Regions from separate parts of the Homo sapiens genome. Here regions 2 and 3 are each linked to region 1. A link is a contact called in ENCODE Hi-C or POLR2A ChIA-PET data. All regions are on one chromosome and are shown on one strand. The core of a region is the stretch at or near the end of the contact, and the rest is flanking DNA. Distances in the headings are between cores, read along the strand shown.

Region 1 (2,917 bases), core at 350-2,849:
ACGGGCAAAATTCAGTTGCAGACCTGCGATCGGGGGCTCCATGCCCCTATGACTTGTGCTGTCTAGATGGTGAGAGACGCTGAGAAGCGACCGCAGGAATCCCATCCTAGAGTGGTGGCCTCCTCTAGAGTGGTGAGACCTGTGACTGACTTATTCTAACCAATGCAGCGGCAGGGATGGCAGGTCCTTGTCTTGATAGAACAGCTGCTTCTGTGGCAGGGATGTGGTACAGCTGCCACAATATCATCATGTCTGTGATATGAGAGATCGAAATAGACACCCCTATATCGACAAACATGGACCCTAAGCTAAAGGGAACGGAGTTACCTATGTCTCAAAGGTTCAGAGCCTGGCTGGTGTGGCAAATTTCCAAATTTACACAGGTACAAAACAAACCACACTCGCTAAGCTCCCTCACAATGGTTGCTATCAGACCCCTCAAAGCTCTGATTTGCAACCCAGACCACTACCATTCTGATAGCTTTACAAACATTCTTTTCTGATAAACAATGGCAGACTTGAAGGCAGCTTCAGCAGCTTATAGAGGCTGTGCACAAACTGTTTTTGTTTCCTGCAGTTCATCTGTTGACATAAAGGGCTAATCCCACCTCATTTTAATGCTGAAACCCTGCCCCAAAGTGAACACGGGATGTATGTTACATACACATTCACCCATTGCACATGCGTTCCACTCTCCTCTTAAATATGTATAGCTTTTCCCCCAAACTTGCAGACCATGTGTGAGTCTATTGTGTAATAAGACCCCATGAGGCATAAAACCAACCCCTTCCTTCCTTCCTCAAAGAGAGAGCACCTTTGCCTCATTCTACGTAGTTCCTGCTGGAGTCTCCTGTGGTTGTGGTTGGGTCGTCTAAATTACTACAAAGAGCAAAAAAGCTCTGACATAAAAATGGTCTCTTATTTTCTTAATCTTTGTGTTTCTCAGGTGCACTGTTGTGAAGAGACCTCAGCATACGTGTCCAGAGCAGTTAGTAAACATTTAGTGAAAATCCATAAAGAATTTGTAAATGCTCTCTCTATAAATCCCTACCTGGACTCTTTCATTTTTTCCCCCAGTTTCCAGTAAGAGTACAAAGTTATGATTTTTACACGAAGATTTGTTTTCATCCCCTATTACTGTACCTTATGACATCCTGGCAAATAATAACAATAAGAAATGGGAACGATAACAGTAATTCTACTTTTGAAACACCTTTTGTCTGTAAACATATATACACTTTCTGTAAGTGTCAAGGGATATATTTAATCATGATACTAATCCCCGAGAACTTTGTGTTTTGTCTCAAAATTCAAATAGACACAGGGCCCTTTGTTTGGACTTAGTTGGTTGCACAACGCTTCCAAAGTTAGCGTGTACTGTGAAGTCAACTGGGATTTTCAAGACATTTTTATGTACACTAAATATGTCTTAACATGATCTTAATGAAAGATGTAATAATTGACTGGCAGATGGAAGAGGCAGCAAGAAAATTGTAGTTTAGTAAAATAAAGTTTCACATTACTATATCAATATTAGGTTTTACACTAAAAGGAAAGCTAAATTTAGGAGCTTTATTACATACTAGCATTGACATGAGTCATTTCCTCTCCATTAAAGCAACCAAAACCCCAACTTCCTATCTTAGGCTATAATCTGCACCAGCCAGCAGATTTCAGATCTCAATTCTGCATGTTTGAGTTCCTCAAAAAAAAAAAAAAAAAAAAAAAAAAATCTCAGTTTAAGTTTGTACTTTCAGTGGAATTTTAAATAATTCCAAGAATGAGAATAGCTAACATCAAGCATCAGATATTAGTCAGAACAGTTTCACTTTGAGCAATAAAATTAGATCTCAGTTGAAATTTGCAGATACTGGGAAAGGAAAAGTGAAGTACTTACATCTTCACAAAATAAAATGACTTGTATCAAATTGAGCACACCCACTAACACAGACACTCACAGACACACACAGCGAGACAACACAGAGATACAGATGACACACACACACTCACAGACATATACAGCGAGACAACACAGAGATAGAGGACACACAGACACACTCGCAGACACACATGGAGATAGAGACAGAGGCACAGACACAGACATACACCAACACAGACACAAGCAGAAACACAGACACAGACACACACACACACACAAGGAGATGCACAGAGACACAGACACACACACACACACCAACACAGACACAAGCAGATGCAGAGACACAGACACACACACATAGACACACACCAACACAGACACACAGAGACACAGGCACATATACACACACCAACATAGACACAAGCAGATACAGAGACACACACACACACGCACAGACACCAACACAGATACAAGGAGATACACAGAGACACAGGCACACACACACACAGACACACCAACACAGGCACAAGCAGATACACAGAGACACAGGCATACACAGAGACACACCAACACAGACACATGCAGATTGTGTGAGACAGACACACGTGCACACAAACTTCACCAACACGCACACACCCAATAATGATAAATGCTTCTCCACTTCTGTGTTTTGGTGACACTAATAATCTTGTACTTTCTTTGACACAGTAGCCCATTTTCTGTTCAAAAGCAACAGAAAAATATGTCATCTAGTTTACTGTTTTTAGAATTGTAGGATATTTTTGTTTCAGCCTCAATAAAATTACTTCTAAGTCCTTCTAAGTTTTGAGTGTCTTCTAATTTCTTCATTCCTCTAATGAAAGGTCCGGTCATGTGTAGATATCACCCCTGTGGGGACCCCCTCACATTGCACCTGACCTTGGCTGTGCTGCTGTCTGCCTGTGGATGGAGTGGATTGACAACGGTGGCATTCACATGATGAGAAAAATGCTCCTGGGGCCGCGCTCCTGGCGAATGGCTTTGGAAATCAACAAAACA
Region 2 (3,337 bases), core at 29-2,528, 640 kb after region 1:
CAGACTGTACAATTTTCACAAAAATTAACTCAAAATGGGATATAAAAGCATAAGAATGACATAATGGACTTTGAGGACTCAGGGGAAAAGGATGAGAAGGAAGTGAGGGATAAAAAACTGCAAATTGGGTGAAGTGTATACTGCTTGGGTGATGGGTGCACCAAAATCTCACAAATAACCACTAAAAAACTGATGTAATCAAATACCACCTGTTCTCCAATAACCTATGGAAATAAAAAATTAAAATACCAATTAACTCAAAATGATGCATAAACATAAATGTAAAATACAAAGGTGCAAAACTTCTGAAAGAAAATGCAGAAAATCTACCTGACCTTCTGTTTGATAAAAGTTTCTAAATACAGCTCCAAAAGCATGATCCATTCACACTCAAAAAAAGATTCATAGGTCAGGCATTATTAAAATTAAAAATGTCTGCTCTGCAAATGGCATTTAACAGAATAAAAATGGAAGCCCAAGAAAATGAGTAACTATTTGCAAAACACATATGTGATAAAAACACTTGACTCTAATATATACGACACTCTTAAAATTCAACAATAAGAAAACTAATGCCTCAATTAAGAAATGGGGCTGGGCATGGTGGCTCATGCCTGTAATCCCAGCATTTGGGGAAGTCGAGGCGGATGGATTGCCTGAGGTCAGGAGTTTGAGACCAGTCTGGCCAACATGGTGAAACCCCGTCTCTACTAAAAATAAATAAATAAATAAATAAATAAATAATTAGCCAGGCATGGTGGCATGCTCCTGTAATCCCAGCTACTCAGGCGGCTGAGGCAGGGGAATTGCTTGAACCAGGGAGGTCGAGGTTGGAGTGAGCTGAGATCACACCACTGCACTCCAGCCTGGGCGACAGAGCAAGAGTCTGTTAAAAGAAAAAAGAAAAAAGAAAAGAAATGGGCAAATTTGAACGAATACCTCAGCAAGGGTAAAAGTATCACACGAAAAGACGAAGATGCTCAATATTATATGTCATTGTGGAAATATAAATTAAACTAGTGGCAAAACTCACTACACATCTATTGTTATTCTTAAACCCACCAAAATAGCAATGCCTGGCAGGAAAGCAGAGCCGGCAGAACTCTTGCTCATTGTTGGTGACTACAAAATGTCGCAGACACTGGAAGACAGTTAAGCAGTTTCTTATAAAACTAATCATAGTCTTCCATATGACCCAGTAGTCATGCCCCTAAGTATTGACACAACTGATCTGAAAAGTATGTTTAGACCAAACCCTGCAAGCAAGTATGTATGGCAGCTTTATTCATAATTTCCCAAGACAGAAATTAACCAATACGTCCTTCAGTACTTGAATGGATACACAGACTGTGGTTCACCATGGAATACTTCTCAACAATAAAAAGGAATGAGTCACAGAGCCTTACACAGACATGGGTGAATCTTCAGTGCTTCTTGCCAAGTGAAAGGTGCCAGTCTGAAAAGACTGCATAGTGTGCCATTCCATTTCTATGACATTCTGGAAAGGGCAAAACTATAGAGGTTGTAAAAAGATAAGACATGGTCAGAAAGAGGGCAGAGTTAGAGAATAAAAGAGTAGGTGAAGTGTGTGGGGATTTTCAGGGCAGTGAAACTTTATGGTACTGTAATGATAAGTACATGACACCATGTCGTTGTCAAAACCCACAGAAAATTACAGCTCAAAGAGTAAAACCTTGCTGCATGTAAGCTTAAAATAAATCAGTTAGGAGGTCAGGGGAGCCCAGCATAGAATACATCTGACGAAAAAGTCTTACTTAACTATATTAAAAATGCATAAAACAACCTCCCTGAAGGGGATGGAGGAAAGAGGTGCTGATCTGAGTAATTTTTGAAATGAGACTTGTCTGTAAGGGACTGTCCCTAAGTCCTGCAGTCTGGCTGATAAAGTTGATTCCCACTAGGGAAACCACTATGCATGTAAACTTATATTGAGCAGTTAAGTATATCGATGGTAGCTGCTGCCACCCTGGTGTTCATTTCAGGAGTGGGACGTTATAGATAGTGAAGAGGAGCCAGCTACAATGATCCTTATGAGTTGAGGTGGAGGCCTCAGTATGAACTTGCACACAGCTTCATGTTATTAATTCAGTTTTGGTAAACACATGTTTATATATTAAAATATTACATTTACAGACACACGTACATACATGGGATAGTGTACACACCTGCATTTCTGTGCTGTGTCAACTGAGAGGACCTAGAAGCAATGACCCACCAATAGCAGCCTCCATACCTAGCACCTAGATCTTGGTTTCTAATACCATCTTCCAGTGGAAGGAACCAGGACTTACTGAAGAAATGTCTGAGTCCAGGACTGGTCCAGGTAATTTACAAGATAAGCCCTAGCATCACTGTAGTGCCAGAAGGTCAGAAAGTTTAAAAACAAACAAAAGAACAACAAACCCACAATGCTATGAGTATGTTGGAAGAACCCAAGAGAGAACTGAAAGGGCTCCCAATGGCCAGAGACGGAAAAACTTAAATAAGTAAAGTAAATAAAGCACATACTATTGGGTCATAACCCAAAATATAAAATAAATATTTATGAATCCATACTGATATCAACAGCTGAATGAATTAACAAGTAAATATTAACAATTAACAAGAAGAATAGACATATCTCTCATGCAAAATAATTCGTAATAATCATTGTAGATATTCTGCCATCAGAAAGTTGGAACAGGACTCCCTACTTCTTAAGTGTGGCAATGGCTACATAGTGACTTCCCTTTATTTTTTATTTATTTATTTATTTTTTTTTTGAGACAGAGTCTTGCTCTGTCACCCAGGCTATAGCTGGGACTACAGGCACCCGCCACCATGCCCGGCTAATTTTTTGTATTTTTAGTAGAGACAGGGTTTCACCGTGTTAGCCAGGATGGTCTCGATCTCCTGACTTCATGATCCGCCCGCCTCGGCCTCCCAAAGTGCTGGGGTTACAGGCCTGGGCCACCGCGTCCAGCCATGACTTCCCTTTCTAAGAATACAGAGTGGAAAAGTGGACAAAATCGGACACTTTGTCATGGAAACCCCTGAAAAACCCTACCTTACCAGGTGTTCAAAGCTAACATCAACAGTGATATGTTAGCAATAACAGCAAATAGCCAGTACTGATGTGATAGAAATGGCATTTTACCTCTGTAATCTTATTCCCAACAATCACAACCTCAGTCTAATAATGAGAAAAAAGAAAACAACAGACAAATTCAAGTTTAGGCATATTTTGAAAAACATCTAACCAGTACTCCTTGAAACCGTCAAAAAAGGTCATTAGAAACAAAATCTGAGAAGCTGTCATAGCCAGAAGCCTAAAAAG
Region 3 (3,013 bases), core at 442-2,941, 680 kb before region 1:
AACTACCCATGATCGGCAGGAATGAAGAGTGGTGGGCAGGTTGCAGCAGGATCTCAGAACTTCTCTTCCTCCCTGCACCTCCCTGTAAAGCTCCACTGGGCCTGAAGAACCTGTCCATCTATCTTGATAAAGCCTTCAGCTTGAAGGCACCTGCAGTCTGGCCAAGGGTGCCACACAGCATTGTGTAGGACACCCTTTGAATACTTGTGGGTCATTGCTAAGCCGATTCCTCCTCCCTCCTCCTCTTTCCTCTAAATACCATGTTCTGGTTCTGCCTGTTTCTAGGTGGTCATTTCTAGGTCAGAACTATCCTATGCCCAAACAGAAGAGGGCTTGTCTGGGTTCTCAGCAAAGATGCCAGCACTTACAGAGCTTTACTAGGCAAAGCGTGATAGATGATAGATTCTGTGTTTCACCCACACTGCTTTGTTTTCACTGCTGTTTTGCAATGGGTTGTAAACATAACAGAGTCACTGCCAGTGCTAATGATCTGTGATTTTCTAGCAAGGAGGTCAATTGCACCGGGCACCTACCCACACTGCCTACTACCCTTAAAGCAGCAGATCCCATTTATTTTGGGAATGTGAACATCTTACAAACTCACACATTCCACATTGTTCTTCCCTGCCTCCCATGCCTTCATATAAATACAGCATCCCAAGGGAAAGAAAAACTGCCTTTTCATGAATCAGAGAGGATGCTTAACGTATTTGACTTAAAAAAAGTACTTTTAAAGACGTCAAATCCCAAAGTAAGCAGCTTTTACTTCAAAAATAAGCCCACTTCGATGGGAGATCAAAGGGATGGAACTTTCCAAGTTGCAGTTGAATTTAACATTCCAAGAGTCAGGAGGGCAGATTAAAATAGGATTTTGCTTGCAATAACATTTGCGGTCTGTTCAGCATTGTTGAGTGCTTAATCTAGCCAGGAAGTCTGATTTACAGGGAGCTACAGCAGGCCTTCAGCCCCCGGAATTCATCCCAAAAGCAACATGACTTTCGTTTTGAGGAAAGGCTTTGACACAGGGACTACTGCTTTCTCCCAGTAGGGGTTACCAGCCTATTTCAAATCAGGGCCTTTCTTTTCTATAGCAGCAATTGTAAGACAATGAAAACATCCTGTTTCAGAAAAGAATTTGCAAAGAAGTACAACAGGATATTCTCAAACCTGGTGCAAAGTGAATCATCTTATCAAACACAAACTACCTGAGCTATATATTGGTACTGTTTAATTGACAACTCTAAGGTAGGTCTTTGTTTTATTATTATTGTTACATTACTATCATTATTATTATTAATTTGCCATCTTCCTCTCCAAAAAGAACTGTGAATTCTTAAGAATACAGGAAAAGAAGGGACCTCAGGGCTATTATCCCCAAGGCCTTCTGTGGGGCAGGACGATTGAGGCTGGAAGGGGCTGATTTCATCCTCTTCTGAAAGCACTGCAAAAGTGAATTCTAGGGCTTCCTTCCAGAGAAGCCTTCAGAATGACTCAGGAGTCTTTTCATCTCTTCACCGAATTTCTCTTTCCTCACTGTAATTCAATTTAATTTTAGAAAATTAGAGTATAGAGTACTGGCTGCAAACACAAAAACATACAAATGCTACTTCAAAGAGCTTTTACTCTAGGAAGGAGGGCACGCATCTTCTAGTAAGCTCTGATGTTTTTCTCTGACCTCAGTGAAAATACAACGCTTTTTATTTCCAGTCATAGGTTTGGAATGTACTATCACACAGGGACATGCCGCTCAGCCTTTTCTAACCCCCATCGTAACATGCTAAAGAGAAACTGATGAAATCGTTTGCTCAAGGACATGTCTTTTAGCAGATGGGGCCAGAGTTAAACCTTGGTAATGGCTGATTCTAAAATCTAAGATATGATTTCTCATGTGCAAATTCTAAAATCAGGAAAAGTCTGAAAACAAAGTCATATTTGTAGAACTGACACCAAAATACATATGGCAGCAAAAAGTGAGCAGATTTATACAATATTGATGACAAGCTTTCTAAGTCCTTTATTCTGAATATGTATACAATTAGTACAGAAGTATTAACGTATTTTACAAATAGATGACTGCTCTAGCCCTGCTTAGGGTCCTGTGGAAAAATATGGTGAATATACCATATTTTGAAGATTGAAAAAGAAAAGAAGAACTCTGAAGCCTGTATCTCCTCAAGGGTTTTTCTTGGGGACAGTGGACCATGATGTAATTCCTCCCAAGGAAAGTGTAGAGAGCAATAACTCTTGCCGTAGAATACAATATTTTGTAAAACATGCATCAAAATATCAGAACTGAATGTAACCTTTAAGTGAATGTAATTTAACTTCCTCCTCAATTAAAAACCTTCTTTCTGCTGCTGACAGCTGTCCATTCAGCTAACCTGATGTTCTCTATTACTGGTGGCCTATTTATTGCTGCTCAGTCAGGGTTAATAGAAAATTCAGCTGGGCTTGGTGGCTCATGCCTGTAATATCAGCACTTTGGGAGGCCGAGGCGGGCAGGTCATGAGGTCAGGAGTTCAAGATCAGCCTGACCAACATAGTGAAACCCTGTCTTTATTAAAGATACAAAAATTAGCAGGGCGTGGTGGCGGGCACCCATAATCCCAGCTACTTGGGAGGCTGAGGCGGAAGAATCTCTTGAACCCGGGAGGCAGAGGTTGCAGTGAGCCGAGATCATGCCATTGCACTCCAGCCTGGGCTATAGGAGAGAAACTCCGTCTCTAAAAAAAAAAAAAAAAAAGAAAGAAAGAAAAAGAAAAAAAGAGAAAATTCTTCCTTCAGTTTAGCCACGTTGTCCTTCTCCATAACATCCCCAATGGATTCTGTTCTGTCTCATGACCAAGCGGCAGAAACAGGCCCAAGTGTGGTCCTTGCAACGACGGTGCCACTCACAGCACCAGGCCTTCCAGCGGTTGTTTTATTTTATTTTATTTTTACTTTTTTGAGACAGAGTCTCACTCTGTTGCCCAGGCTGGAGTGCAGTGGCACTATCTTGGCTCACTGCAACCTC

The links. Hi-C counts contacts between places; a loop is a spot of excess contacts on that map. ChIA-PET counts read pairs that join two places held with the same protein, here RNA polymerase II (POLR2A). Pooled maps may share reads with other maps.
Region 2: a map of Calu3 shows a loop between it and region 1 (6-fold over the local background). The contact joins two enhancer-like sites. A Hi-C loop is called at or near these places in 2 of 168 maps with a recorded cell type or tissue (Calu3 and endothelial cell of umbilical vein) and 13 of 50 pooled maps.
Region 3: a map of naive thymus-derived CD4-positive, alpha-beta T cell shows a loop between it and region 1 (2.5-fold over the local background). The contact joins two enhancer-like sites. A Hi-C loop is called at or near these places in 2 of 168 maps with a recorded cell type or tissue (endothelial cell of umbilical vein and naive thymus-derived CD4-positive, alpha-beta T cell) and 10 of 50 pooled maps. POLR2A ChIA-PET finds 5 or more read pairs at or near these places in 3 of 52 experiments (AG04450, activated CD4-positive, alpha-beta T cell and activated naive CD4-positive, alpha-beta T cell).

The regions. Positions count from the first base shown.
Region 1 is chr10:4,130,117-4,133,033 of GRCh38, forward strand. No RefSeq gene overlaps it. Among named protein-coding and RNA genes, the nearest start is that of LINC00702, 110 kb to the right of the region's middle. Within about 2 kb of position 1,600, at least 8 of the 41 ENCODE cell types and tissues checked have a DNase peak (open chromatin) inside an H3K27ac peak, as active enhancers do; they include endothelial cell of umbilical vein, where a contact is called at or near this core.
Region 2 is chr10:4,774,678-4,778,014 of GRCh38, forward strand. No RefSeq gene overlaps it. Among named protein-coding and RNA genes, the nearest start is that of AKR1E2, 50 kb to the right of the region's middle. Within about 2 kb of position 1,279, at least 3 of the 41 ENCODE cell types and tissues checked have a DNase peak (open chromatin) inside an H3K27ac peak, as active enhancers do.
Region 3 is chr10:3,451,445-3,454,457 of GRCh38, forward strand. All of the region lies in intron 3 of LINC02669 (long intergenic non-protein coding RNA 2669), which reads right to left. The region is part of intron 1 of LOC105376360 (a long non-coding RNA gene); the gene reads left to right. It overlaps LOC124902538 (a long non-coding RNA gene), which reads left to right. Exons shown (of 2, transcript XR_007062362.1): 1 at 1-1,245. Among named protein-coding and RNA genes, the nearest start is that of LINC02669, 50 kb to the right of the region's middle. RefSeq lists an enhancer at 818-1,455. Within about 2 kb of position 1,692, at least 4 of the 41 ENCODE cell types and tissues checked have a DNase peak (open chromatin) inside an H3K27ac peak, as active enhancers do; they include endothelial cell of umbilical vein, where a contact is called at or near this core.